Regions from separate parts of the Homo sapiens genome. Here region 2 is linked to region 1. Evidence: chromatin contacts called from ENCODE Hi-C data. All regions are on one chromosome and are shown on one strand. The core of a region is the stretch at or near the end of the contact, and the rest is flanking DNA. Distances in the headings are between cores, read along the strand shown.

Region 1 (7,286 bases), core at 3,501-6,000:
CACTGAAATGACTTCTAAATATCCACAAGTAACTCGTCCTTTCCCCACTGATTCCTGGGCTGTCTTTATCATGTAATGATTCCCATGTAATATAGTCTCTCTCTGGGCTCCCTCTCCTGTTCCCCTGGTCTGTGTGTCTGTCCTTGGTTTTGTGTTGTATCTTAATTCCTAGTTGAGCAAGTTTGACTTAGCATTTCATGGATTTTTATACTTCCATAAAAAATTTAAATCAGGGCCAGGCGCAGTGGCTCATGCCTATAATCCCAGCACTTTGCGAGGCTGAGGCGGGCGGACCACTTGAGGTCAGGAGTTCGAGACCAGCCTAGCCAACATGGCGAAACCCCGTCTCTACTAAAAATACAAAAATAAGCTGAGCTTGGTGGCACATGTCTGTAGTTCCAGTTACTTAGGAGGCTGAGGCAGGAGAATCACTTGAACCTGGGAAGCAGAAGTTGCAGTGAGCTGAGATCACACCACTGCCCTCCAGCCTGGGTGACAGAGTGAGACTGTCTCAAAAAAAACCCCAAAAAACAAAAAACAATTAAGTCAGGTTTTCAAAGTCCTTAATAGGATGGTTGAAATTCTGATGGGAAATCTGAGTAGCATAAAGGCATTCTAAGTGGGGAAATGATAGGCGTGAAGGTAGGAAAAATGAGTAAGTCAAGGTTAAGGCACGTGACCCATTTTTGATGAAGCTAAAGGTATCGAGGTATCTTAACATCACCAAGTTCTTTCTCTTTTCACAGTTTAACAAAGTTAAGATCAAGGTATCAGTTATACTTTTATTGTATAAAAGCACATAAGATGACCTATATCCTTTACTCATGCCAAGAAAACTACCTGCTTTACCCACTCTGCTCTTGATGCGCTGTTTAAAAAGCAGTTTCACTTCCATAGCAACACATTCGTTTCCTTTCCACTTCCTGTAATACTTGCTAACTTTCACTTCTGGTTTGTTTTGACTCCTCTATTTTGGAAGTCATTTCGTTTTCAAGTAAAGTAAACATGAACAACTCTAAAATACAACTTATACCTCTGTGTCTTAGTCGAAACAATACAAACACCCTAGCACTTTTCATCTTTAATTCAACTAGACGTTCACTACCAGATGGCATACTAGGCCCGTTGAGTTTTGCATTACTTAGTTCCTTAAAAATAAAAGGAGAGAGGCTGGGGCCGGTAGCTCATGCCTGTAATCCCAGCATTTTGGGAGGCTGAGGCGGGTGGATCACTTGAGGTCAGGAGTTCGAGACCAGCCTGGTCAACATGGCAAAACCCCATCTCTACTAAAAATACAAAAATTAGCTGGACGTGGTGGCACATGCCTGTAATCCAGCTACTTGGGAGGCTGAGGCACGAGAATTGCTTGAACCCGGGAAGCAGAAGTTGCAGTGAGCCGAGATCATGTCACTGAACTCCAGCCTGGGCGACAGAGCGAGACTCCATCTCAAAAACAAACAAACACACACACACACACACACACACACACACACACACACACACACACAACAGGGAGAAATAAAAGCAAAGTGCTCAGGTCAGGCTCTGGTCAAACCAGGGCAAAACAGACAGCTCCCCAGGGAGCTCAGGAGGAATTCCCAGCTCCTGCAGGGCTGAGCAGAGAGACCAGCTGGAGAATACACTTCCTTTTCCCTCTTCTTGTCTTCCACCTGGCCCTTATTTCCATTTCTGCTTTGTCTCCAGGCAGGTGCACACTCCACCTTTTCTCATTGATGTGATGGTCCCCACTCCTCTGTCCTGCCAGATTTAGGTCAGCTGTTCTGAGCACACGGCAAAGCAGCTTTAGACTCCTGCACTGTCGAAAAACACTCGCTGAGCCTGAGTAATTGCAAGGAAAACGGATGCATGCTGTCAGATCCTCCACTGCTATTTTCTCACACTGAAGTCTATTTTTCTTAGGTATCTAGATACCTTTAATTTCCATTTCTCTCACTCCTTTCTTGCCATCTGTTCATTTTATTATTGTTCCTTATTTATACATTAACATTAAATATACTCTTTTGAACGTATAATAATGACTTTCATAATTAAAACATTTAAATGGCTTATTCCTTCTTTCTTCGAACTATTTTTATCTACTTATTTATTTTGAGATGGAGTTTTACTCTGTTGCCCAGGCTGGAGTGCTGTGGTGCGATCTTCGCTCACTGCAACCTCTGCATCCTGGGTTCAAGTGATTCTCATGCCTCAGCATCCCAAGTCGCGGGATTACAGGCATGTGCCACCATGCCCAGCTAATTTTTGTATTTTTAGTAGAGACAGAGTTTTGCCATGTTGGCCAGGCTGGTCTCGAACTCCTGACCTCAGGTGATCTGCCTGCCTCAGCCTCCCAAAGTGCCGGGATTACAGGCATGAGCCACCGCACCCAGCCTCTTTCTTCTGATCTTCGTTCTCAGCTCTCACCAAACTGGCTTAGAGACTTCACTAGGAAGATGTGTCCTCCGCCATCCCAGAATTCTACAGGTAAGTCTTTCACCATCTTTATAGCCCAGTGGTCAAATAGCAGCTCGGGATCAGACAGGTGAGGCTGCATCAGTTTCACTTCCGCTCTGCAGTTCATTATCTGTGTGGCCTTGGGCAGCGTCCGGGACTTCTCTGATTTCCTGTAAACCAGGCTTGCTAATGCTGCCCCCATAAGATTGTTGTCATTTTAAAACAAGAAAATTCAGGCAATTCGTGTAACCTGGTGCTTGGCACATGGTGAAGGCTCGATTAATGGTGGCTACTGCTCCTTCCACCTGGCTGCCCACTGGGAGGACAGATGACAGGAAAGGAAAGAGCTCTGCTGACGGTCGGAAGGTAACGTAGTACCATCCTCTATGAGCAGTAAAGCTGAAGAAGCCCAGTATAATGAGCCAGCACTCCCCTTTTAGGATATTCTAGAAAAGTTCCCATATACAGACAAGGAGGCAAGGCCAAGTGTGTTCACCACAGCATTGTTTGTTATGAGGAAAAATGGAAATAACCTAAATGTCCCAGAATAAGAGAACTGGTAAATATGTTGTGATATTTATACAACCAATAGCATACAGAAGAGGAAAATGAATGAAACAGAAACACAAGGAAAAACTTCAAAAGTATAATATTGTGGGAGAAAAACAGATTGCAGAATAATACATGCAGTGTGACAGTAACTTCTTATAAAATTTCAAACATATAAAACAGCAGTGTGCATTGTATTGGCACACATACATGTAGAGAAGTATAAACATATGTATGGGAGTAATACAGATAAATTCAGAACCATGATTACTTTAGGGAGAGGATATATTTAGGGACCCTCAACTGTATCTATTTTACCTTTTTAAAGGATCTGAAGTAAATGTGGGGCAAAATGTTAAGATCTGATAAAGCTGGTTTGTGGGTGCATGGGTATTTTTATATTATTCTCTATATACATTTAAAAAGTCTGTAATATTTCATAACAAAAAAACTAATGGTCTTACATGTTGAAATAGTACTCACAGAAATTAATTCCTTATAACCTATAACATTCTTCATTGTATCTATTAAATATGATTGGTTTTGGCGGGGGGGCGGGGGGGCCGTGGTTCACACCTGTAATCCCAGCACTTTGGGAGGCCGAGGCAGGTGGAGTCAGGAGTTTGAGACCAGCCTGACCAACATGGTGAAACCCTGTCTCTACTAAAAATACAAAAATCAGCTGGGTGTGGTAGTGGGCGCCTGTAATCCCAGCTACTCAGGAGGCTGAGGCCGGAGAATCACTTGAACCCAGGAAGCGGAGGCTGCAGTGAGCCGAGATCACACCACTGCACTCCAGCCTGGGCAACAGAGCAAGCCTCTGTTAAAAAAAAAAAAAAAGACTGGTGTCTTTTATTTCATAGATGGTCCACAAGAGGGAGATCTAGAATAATTATGTGTAAGGAGAACAGCCTCCTAGGGCTTGTCGGGAGTGCTATGGAAACCAGGTGTCATCGGACAGTCCTACCGCCCTCTGGCAGGAGAGGCGATGCCCCTACCCCTTGTTCCCAAACCTACACAACAACTCCTTACGGCAAAGAGGACACATCACAGGGCGCAGTGACAATCTGAACCGTGTTGTGTTTTCTTGTTTTGTTTTGTTTGAGACGGAGTCTCGCTCTGTCGCCAGGCTGGAGTGCAGTGGCGCGATCTTGGCTCAGTGGAACCTCCGCCTCCCGGGTTCACGCCATTCTCCTGCCTCAGCCTCCCGAGTAGCTGGGATTACAGGCGCCCGCCACCACGCCCGGCTAATTTTTATATTTTTAGTAGAGACGGGGTTTCACCATGTTAGCCAGGATGGTCTCGATCTCTTGACCTTGTGATCCGCCCGTCTCTGCCTCCCAAAGTGCTGGGATTACAGGCGTGAGCCACCGCACCCGGCCTGAACAGTGTTTTAAAAAACACAATGTAACAAATTGTTGGCAGAGTAAGTAACACCCAGCAGCTAGAGGAAGGGAGTTGAGAGTGCAGGCAAACAGGCGCGACCCACGGGTGTCCCTGGCACCTATGGCGGGTGCTCCCTCCATTCCTTTGGGACGCTTCCTAAGGCGCTGTTTTTCTTGTTATTCTGTACACTTGATTCCCTCGAATTCTCAGGAAAATGCTGCCAGCGGCCAATTCACCAGTAAAGAGCTTTTATTACACAATCATATAATAAATATGACCTCAGAGCTGGCTTTTATCCAGGCTAATGCCCACAGAGAGGGGACCGTGTTCTGGCCACCTTTGGAGACTGGGCTTCCTATTGAGGGTTGGGAGCCTTCTCCTAAAGAACTAATCAACCAGAAACCAGAAGTGAGTCTTAGAAAACAGCAGGCACCACCCCTCTGATGTCATCTTTGAAAGAACCAAGAAAATCTTGCCTTTCAAGGATAGAGCTCTCTCCAGTGCAGCTCACAGGAAATTAAGCACTACGTTTCAATGAAGACGGGAGTGAGTGTAAATTCTGATTTCACCACCTACTAATTGCATGCCCTTGGGGAAGCGAATTAGCCTTGTTAAGTCTATTTCCTTTCTTTGTAAAACTAGGAAAATATTACTTACATCATGTGCAAGTTGCTCTAAGAGTGAAATGGACACTAGTAGAGTGGCACATTTCTTGATTCATTTTTAAGAACTGACGGTATACCAGGTCAAGAATTTGCTCCGCTCACACCTGTAATCCCAGCACTTTGGGAGGCAGAGGCAGGCGGATCACGAGGTCAGGAGATCGAGACCGTCCTGGCTAACACAGTGAAACCCCGTCTCTACTAAAAAAAATACAAAAAATTAGCCGGGCTTGGTGGCGGGCGCCTGTAGTCCCAGCTACTCGGGAGGCTGAGGCAGGAGAATGGCGTGAACCCGGGAGGCGGAGCTTGCAGTGAGCTGAGATCGCGCCACTGCACTCCAGCCTGGGCGACAGGGTGAGACTCTGTCTCAAAACAACAACAACAACAAAAAGAATTTGCTCCATAAATGTTAGTTTGTTTTTCCTTTCCCCTAAACAAGGGAGAAAGGAATTAGTTTCATGATGGCTGTCCTGTAGAAGAGATGATGAAAGGCTTTTGCGTTCATATTGGTGCCCCATCACTAACATTATTTGGAGAAAGATATTTCTTTGTATATATGTGTATACAAATATACAGTTATACAAATATACATTGTATGCAAATAACACACATATAAATATATGTTAGGTGTGTGTATGTTTATTATACTATACTCTGGTTTCCAAAAGGGATTTGCATCACTTTAAGAAAAAAAACAAGATAGTTAAAAATCATGCAGTCATTTAAATACTTTTATTCTCTGCTGGTGGGAGTGCCAATCAGCACAACATTTCTGAAATGCATTTTGTTATATCAAGAGTCTTAAAATGTTTATTTCGGACACTTCTAGAAATTTATTCTAAGTAAATATTAAAAATCAAAGGAAACTATGTTTTAAAATAGTTTATTACAAACATTATTTTAACAACAAAATTTGGAAACTTCCCATATGCTTAACAGTGAAGAGAAAAGGTAAATAAATAATTGGAAATGCTATAATATCCAGTGAAAAATCAGGAAATACACAAAAATTGTGTATACAGTATGATTGCAACTATGTATAGCTGTAGAGACACACACACAAAAAGACTGGAAATTATCACCTATAATTTCACCATTTCTTTGTGTGATTCAGTATTTTCAAATTTTGGAAGGTTACTTTCATAAAAGAAAATATAAACATAATATTAAAACAACAATAAAAAATAGTTTCTTTGAGAGAGGTAAGAAAAGATCAATGCCTTCCCAGATGTTGATCCCCCAGCCTGTTTCAGACGTCATCCTGTTTGAGCTAACCGCGGCATCTGACGCTGCAGACCATTCCTGCTTCCAGGAATCCTTTTCCAGTGATGTCTGCAGCCCTTGGCTGTGCGTGAAGAGTGCTGTGATTGATTGATAATGCCTGACATGGGCAACGGAGAGCAGGAGTGGGGCCATGTGCTCTACGCACTTGCCATCTTTGTTCTACGTTTCCCTTGATAATTGCCCTCATTCCCATGGCATCGCTTCTCATGCTCATGCCAATGATTCAAGCCTACATCCCTCTCTCACCTCCTTACCCACCTATTCCACTCCATCTAGTCTTGCTATCAGTCGTCTTGAACTTCACAGGTACAAACTGAACTTTCTTCCTTTTCTCTTCCTACTCAGAAACTTCCCCCTTTTCTCTCTTCCCCCATTATGTCAGTACTCACCTGGTTTTTAAAGGTCAAAACCTTTAAAGGTAAAACCTTGCATCATTCTTATCTTTTTCCATCTTTTCCTCCCAACCCACTGAGTCATGGAGCCCTAGGTGTGACCTCAGAAATATGGAGCTGCCCTGGTCCGGCCTGCGTTGCTTCCACGTCCACCTATTCCAGCAGCTGCCAAACTGGCTTCTCCCTGTTTCTGTCCTCCTCCACTTTTGTTGCCAGGGTTATGGTGTCATCGTCGAAGTAGAGACTCATTTGCCTGCCTGAAGACCTCTGTTGCCACCCTTGGCCGGCTGCTGGTTCACCGACTGCACTTCCCCCGTGCCCGCCTCACCACCTGCTCCCTTGTCCCGCATTGTGGTGGCTCGTGTGCCCGGCTGGGTGCCTTTCTGCCTGCAGGGCCTCTTGTCCTCCTATCCCAGATTTAGTTCAGAGGCCTCTTCTTGGAAATGCCGCCCCAGTGTCCACAGTTGGACGTCCTCTGTGTCCTGCTGGGTGTTCCCTGCAGTCCCCCATTACCTGGGCTGGTGTCTGTGGCTCCTCCAGGAGGCACCCGTGACCCCAC
Region 2 (7,286 bases), core at 2,790-5,289, 770 kb before region 1:
AAATTAGCCAGGTGTGGTGGTGGCGCCTGTAATCCCAGCTATTTGGGAGGCTGAGGTAGGAGAATCGCTTGAACCCGGGGGGCAGATGTTTCAGTGAGCCAAGATCACGCCACTTCACTCCAACCTGGGCAAAAGAGCAAAATTTGAAACTGTCAAAAAAAAAAAGTTATCTTGATTTTTAAAGTCTACTTTTCCAGCTGGAAAAAAAAAATCACATGAGTATCTGATTATCTTATTTACACAGGCAAAATACAGATAATTCAGATATGGAAAGTCTTCACTCTATAACCTAGTGTTATGGCATAATATATGCTATATAATAGCATAATGATGCTATAATAGCAAAAACAAACAAACAAACCTTTCACCAAAAGTAATTAACTTGTTTTATCTAACTCAAAGCAAACTTCCTATTCTGAATGTTTTTCTTTGGCAAGAAATACATATAATTATTTCAATTCCACAATGCCACAGGAGGAATTGTTAAAAAAAAAACTGGAAATATTTTGGCTGGCAATGAATCATGTGGTACAGGGATGGGAGAGAGAGGTAGACGTTAGAGGAGAAAAGCAATCGCTGTCTGGAAAATTTTGCAGAGCCGTCGCTGCATAGAAGAGCTCCACTCATTCTATGATGTTCTGGAAGCCAAAACAAAGACTAACCACTTGAAATCCACCAAGATTTTAGTTCAATTTAATTTAATTTAATTAATTTATTTATTTTTGAGACGGAGTCTCGCTCTGTTGCCCAGGCTGGAGTGCAGTGGCATGATCTCGGCTCCCAGGTTCACGCCATTCTCCTGCCTCAGCCTCCCAAGTAGCGGGGACTACAGGCACCCGCCACCACGCCCAGCTAATTTTTTTGTATTTTTAGTAGAGATGGGGTTTCACTGTGTTTGCCAGGATGGTCTCGATCTCCTGACCCCGTGATCCGCCCGCCTCGGCCTCCCAAAGTGCTGGAATTACAGACGTGAGCCACTGTGCCTGGCCAGTTCAATTTTAGGTACAACTTTCTGTCAATTTGAGTGCTCAAAATGAAATTTAATACTAGCCTGGGCAACATGATGAAACCCTCTCTCTATAAAAAAATGCAAAAATTAGCTGGGCATGGTGGCACACACCTGCAGTCCCAGCTACTCAGGAAGCTGAGATGGGAGGATCACCTGAGGCTGGGGAGCTTGAGGCTGCAGTGAGCTGAGACCACTGCACTCCAGCCTGGGTGACAGAGTGAGACCTTATCTCAAAAGAAAAAAAAATGGAATTTGATCCACAATTATGTTGTCATTTTTATTGTTGCTGTTGTTTGGGACAGGATCTCGAACTGTCACCCAGGCTGGAGGGCAGTGGTGTGATCATAGCTCACGGCAGCCTTGAACTCCTGGGCTGAAGCCATCCTCAGTCTCCTGGGTAGCTGGGACTACAGATGCGTGACACCATGCCTGGCTAATTTATTTTATTTTTTGTAGAGATGAGGTCTTGCAATGTTGCCCAGGCTGGTATGATCTCCTGGCCTCAAGTGTCCTCCCTCCTTGGCCTCCTGATGTACTGTGTTAGCCACCATGCCCAGCCTATTGTCATTTTGTATAAAAATATATGTGTGGTGCTGGTTGAAGGAAGTGTGTTTTATCATATTCCACGTGTACAAAACCCTCCTATTAAAAACACATGGAGGCTGGGCGCAGGGGCTCACGCCTGTAATCCCAGCACTTTGGGAGGCCGAGGCAGGCGGATCTCGAGGTCGGGAGATTGAGACCATCCTGGCTAACATGGTGAAACTCTGTCTCTACTAAAAAAATACAAAAAATTAGCTGGGCATGGTGGCGGGCGCCTGTAGTCCCAGCTACTCGGGAGGCTGAGGTAGGAGAATGGCGTGAACCCAGGAGGTGGAGCTTGCAGTGAGCCGAGATGGCGCCACTGCACTCCAGCCTGGGCGACAGAGCGAGACTCCATCTCAAACACACACACACACACACACACACACACACACACACACACAGAACCTGACAATGGTTGCCACAGGGAGACTGAAGAAGGGTGGGGAATGGCCCGCCCAGCACACTCTTTTGTTCTGCATGTATTTTATTTTATTTTATTTTATTTTATTTTACGTATATATATTTTTTCTTTTTTCTTTTTCTTTTTTTTGAGACAGAGTCCCACTCTGTTGCCCAGTCTGGAGTGCAGTGATGTGATCTTGGCTTACTGCAACCTCCACCTCCCAGGTTCAAGCGATTCTTCTGCCTCAGCTTCCTGAGTAGCTGGGACTACAGGCACGCACCACTAGGCCTGGCTAATTTTTGTATTTTTAGTAGAGACGGGGTTTCATCATATTGGCCAGGCTGGTCTCGAACTCCTAACCTCGTGATCTGCCCGCCTCTGCCTCCCAGAGTGATGGGATTACAGGCATGAGCCACCGCGCCTGGCCACACCCGGCTAATTTTTTTGTATTGTAGTAGAGACTGGGTTTCCCCATGTTGGCCAGGCTGGTCTGGAACTCTTGACCTCAGATGATCCACCCGCCTCGGCCTCTCAAAGTGCTGGGATTACAGGCGTGAGCCACCACGCCCGGCCTTATTTATTTATTTATTTTGAGACAGGGTCTTGCTCTGTCTACCAGACTGAAGTGTGGTGGCGCGATCTCGACTCACTGCAACCTCTGCCTCCCGGGTTCAAGTGATCCTCCTGCCTCAGCTTCCTGAGTAGTTGAGATTACAGGCACGTGCCACCAGGCCCAGCTAATTTTTTTGTATTTTTAGTAGAGAAGGGGTTTCACCATGTTGGCCAGGCTGGTCTCGAACTCCTGACCTCAATTGATCCGCCTGCCTCAGCCCCCCAAAGTGCTGGAATTACAGGCGTGAGCCACCATGCCAGGCTCTGCGTGTATTTTAATATACAATAAAACAAAAATAAAGGAATGTCCTAACAGTTTTTCTGACTTTGACAGCACTTAAACAGGGTCTTGTCAACCAGGAGGCCCAAATTTTTCTTTTTTTTTTTTTTTTGAGAGGGAGTCTTGCCCTGTCGCCCAGGCTGGAGTGCAGTGGCATGATCTCGGCTCACTGCAAGCTCTGCCTCCCAGGTTCACGCCATTCTGTTGCCTCAGCCTCCCGAGTAGCTGGGACTACAGGCGCCCACCACCATGCCCGGCTAATTTTTTTTTGTATTTTTAGTAGAGACGGGGTTTCACCGTGTTAGCCAGGATGGTCTCGATCTCCTGACCTCGTGATCCGCCCACCTCGGACTCCCAAAGTGCTGGGATTACAGGCGTGAGCCACCGCGCCCGGCCCAGGAGACGCAAATTTTTAAAAGGAATTCCTACTTTGAGTAAGGATGGGGTCCTGATGGTATCACTAAGTTCCCTATTAATTTAGAGATGCTATTCGTAGGTTATTAGGTAGAGGCAGAAGAGGCGAGAGAGGCAAGGGAAGTGAGGTTGTCTTGTTCTGCCCCGTTTCCTTCCAGAGGAGGGGAGAAAAGGGCCTTCTCCTCTCAGGAGCACAGCAATGCTGGATGAGCAGTGCTTGTTGGACCGAGGCAGGAGAGAAGGCGCGACCCTGTGTTGGTTTTTTCCTTATGCTTTTCTGCTTGTGCATTTAATCCCTTTTTCAGTTTCAAATCAGCACCATAGCAGATCTTACCAACAAACATTATCCCTGTCCTGAAGCAGTTGTCAAGCCAGGGAGAGACATAGGATCCACTCTGGGGAAATGCCACCCTGGCTTTGGCTTCTGGAGGCTGCAATTACCTGTTAGGAGAGGTATCAAATTCCACTTCCCGAGGCTGCAGTGAGCCGAGATTGCACCACTGCACTCCAGCCTGGGCGACAGAGCAAGACTCTGTCTCAAAAAAAAAGAAAAAAAAAAAAACTCCACTTCCCTCTTTGCCCACAGAAGCCAGTGTGAAATCCCCTTCCCTTGCATTCCTTTGGGCTGGTCCCATTGAGAAAGAGGCTGGCACTGGACAAGGAGATGAAAGCAGACTGCCCCAGCTACAGTGTCTCACCAAGCTCCTTCCAGCTGCTGTGGCCCTGTCCAGGTCTGCTGACCTCTGGTGATGGCCAATGCCATCTTGCCTCCTTAGCTCATGCCCACTTTGGCTGAGTTACTGTGGCCCAGGCTTAGAATGCTGTGTTTTGTTTTGATGCCTAACTCTTCACAGTCCTTTTTATAAGGTCACCTGTCTTGCTTGAATCTTCAACTTGGTGCTGCTGACACCCCTGATGTGACATATGCTGTGCACAACTCCAGGTCACAGAGGGAGTAAAAAACAAGTTCTTTCCTACCTGATGAAATACCTGATTACTTTATGCTTTGCATAAAGAGACATTTGCCTCAGGGAACAAATAAGACATAAATACTGAAAATGGGATTGCCCTTTAAAAAGGAGGATGTCTGCTCAGTCTAATTTGGGGAATATCTCTTTTATCTCCATTGTTCAGGCTGAATACACAGTTTGTGAATTAACCTGATCTTTTCCTTTATCTTGCTTGGCCATCTGCCTTGCTTCTCAGTTATTTAGAAAGTACTTTAATAGCATCTTCACCAATGACTAAAGAAACAGAAAGTGACATTAAAAAAAAAAAGGCAACCCTGTATTTTGTTTATTTACTATTAGCTTGTTTGGTAAGAATAAAATTTTCATAAGGATTGAGCTTGATATCTCTGAAAATGGCAGACTAGATAATGAGGAACCACCCTTCCACTGAAAACAACTGCAAGGCAGCAGAAAATCTAAGAATAATTTGCTTTAAGGCATTGGGGGAGCTCACAACACAATAAAGAATTAAAGAGTTACAGGACTGAGATCCACAGAAGTAAATCCAAGAAGATGAGCCCAGCTTTAGGGCTACTGTTCTCCCAGGGCGTTTAATGAGGTCTCGAAAGATTGAGAAGCTGAGCAGATGTTTCAACAGCCTGGTGAGGAGGACCTACAAATGAGAGGAAATCTTGGGGGAAAAAAATCATGCTTTGGGTTGGGAAACTCAAGGGCTAGACCCTAGGAATAAGGGTGAACTAAAGCCCAGCTTCCAACCATCTCAAGGCCTATATTAGATTAACACTGGAATTACCAGTGTCCCCAGGCTCCTGACAAAAGCATATGTAGATCTTCCCTAGCAAAAGGTAACATCAGAGTAGACTCAAATTATTTCTTCAATAATTAAGGCAATTATTACTTCTACTTATTTGACTCCTCATGAGCCTATTTATTTTTTATTTTTACATTTTTACAGAATGTCTTGCACACAATGAAAAGTAAATAGGAAGGCCAGGCGCCTGTAATCGCAGCACTTTGGGAAGCTGAGACCGGTGGATCACTTGAGGTCAGGACACCTGTAGTCCCAGCTACTCGGGGGACTGAGGCACGAGAGTCACTTGAACCTGGGAGGCGGAGGTTGCAGTGAGCCAAGATCGCTCCATTGCACTCCAGCTTAGGCGACAAAGTGAGACTCTGTCTCAAAAATAAATAAATAAATAGGTTCATGAGGAGTAAAGTAAGTAGAAATAATAATTGTCTTAAGTATTGAAGAAATAACTTGAGTCTACTATTGTGTCCGGAATTGGTGGGTTCTTGGTCTCACTGACTTCAAGAATGAAGCCGTGAACCCTCACGGTGAGTGTTAACAGCTTTTAAGGCAGCTTGTCTGGAGTTGTTCGTTCCTCCTGGTGGGTTCGTGGTCTCGCTGTCTTCAGGAGTGAAGCTGCAGACCTTCGCGGTGAGTGTTACAGCTCATAAAGGCAGTGTGGACCCAAAGAGTGAGCAGCAGCAGGATTTATTGCAAAGAGCGAAAGAACAAAGCTTCCACAGTGTGGAAGGGGACCCGAGCGGGTTGCTACTGCTGGCTCGGGCAGCCTGCTTTTATTCTCTTATCTGGCCCCACCCACATCCTGCTGATTGGTAGAGCCAAGTGGTCTGTTTTGACAGGGCGCTGATTGGTGCCTTTACAATCCCTGAGCTAGACACAAATGTTCTCCACGTCCCCACCAGATTAGCTAGATACAGAGTGTCGACTGGTGCATTCACAAACCCTGAGCTAGACAGAGGGTGCTGATTGGTGTGTTTACAAACCTTGAGCTAGATACAGAGTGCCGATTGACGTATTTACAATCCCTGAGCTAGACATAAAGGTTCTCCACGTCCCCACCAGACTCAGGATCCCAGCTGGCTTCACCCAGTGGATCCTGCACTGGGGCTGGCAGGCAGCTCCACTATGATGTTATCTTTTTTTTTTTTTTTTTTTTTTTTGAGGTGGAGTCTCACACTATTGCCTGGGCTGGAGTGCAATTGCGCCATCTTGGCTAACTGCAACCTCTGCCTCCTGGGTTCAAGTGTTTCTCCTGCCTCAGCCTCCCAGGTAGCTGGGATTACAGGTACACACCACCACACCAGGCTAATTTTTTGTCTCTCTACTAGAGACAAAATTTTTGTCGTCTCTCTACTAGAGATGGAGTTTCACTATGTTGGCCAGCATGGTCTCAAACTCCTGACCTCGTGATCCACCCACCTTGGCCTCCCAAAGTGCTGGGATTACAGGCGTGAGCCACAGCACCCGGCCATGATGTTATCTTTTGCTAGAGAAGATCTACATATGGTTTTCGCAGGAGCCTGGGGACACTGGCAAGTCCAGTGTTAATTTAACATAGGCCTTGAGATGGTTGGAAGATGGGCTCTAGTTCATTCTTATTCCATTCAATATTCAACACATTCATTCTTTATTGTTTTTGAGACCGAGTTTCAGTCTTGTTGCCTAAGGCTAGTGTCCAATGGCACGATCTCAGCTCACTGCAACTTCCGCCTCCCTGGTTCAAGCGATTCTCCTGCCTCAGCGTCCCCAGTAGCTGGAACTACAGGAACACACCACCATACCCGGCTAATTTTTGTATTTTTAGTAGAGACTGGGTTTTTTGTTTTTTTGTTTTTTGTTTTTTTTTGAGACAGAATTTCACTTTGTTGCCCAGGCTGGAGTTGCAGTGAGCCGAGATCGTGCCATTGCACTCCAGCCTGGGCGACAAGAGCAAAACTTCGTATCAAAAAAAAAAAAAAAATTTCTTCATATTTGAGTTCATGTCCCATATACTTTGTAAAACCAGGTTATTTGCTGTTTTTGCTTTGCTATTGAATTGTAGGAGTTCTTTATATATTTAGAAATCAACCCTAATCCAGTGTTCACTGTAGCATTATTCAGAATAGCAATGCTATGGAAGCAACCTAAATGTCCATGGATGGATGAGTGGATAAAGCAAGGGTGGTATATACATACAATGCAATATCGTGGAGCCTTAAAACAAA

Evidence for each region. Hi-C counts contacts between places; a loop is a spot of excess contacts on that map. Pooled maps may share reads with other maps.
Region 2: a map with no recorded cell type shows a loop between it and region 1 (4-fold over the local background). The contact joins two enhancer-like sites. A Hi-C loop is called at or near these places in 1 of 168 maps with a recorded cell type or tissue (naive thymus-derived CD4-positive, alpha-beta T cell), 2 of 37 single-sample maps with no recorded cell type and 8 of 50 pooled maps.

The regions. Positions count from the first base shown.
Region 1 is chr7:151,930,040-151,937,325 of GRCh38, reverse strand. No RefSeq gene overlaps it. Among named protein-coding and RNA genes, the nearest start is that of GALNTL5, 23 kb to the left of the region's middle. RefSeq lists enhancers at 3,853-3,902, 3,923-4,022. Within about 2 kb of position 4,750, at least 11 of the 41 ENCODE cell types and tissues checked have a DNase peak (open chromatin) inside an H3K27ac peak, as active enhancers do.
Region 2 is chr7:152,696,449-152,703,734 of GRCh38, reverse strand. No RefSeq gene overlaps it. Among named protein-coding and RNA genes, the nearest start is that of XRCC2, 24 kb to the right of the region's middle. Within about 2 kb of position 4,039, at least 2 of the 41 ENCODE cell types and tissues checked have a DNase peak (open chromatin) inside an H3K27ac peak, as active enhancers do.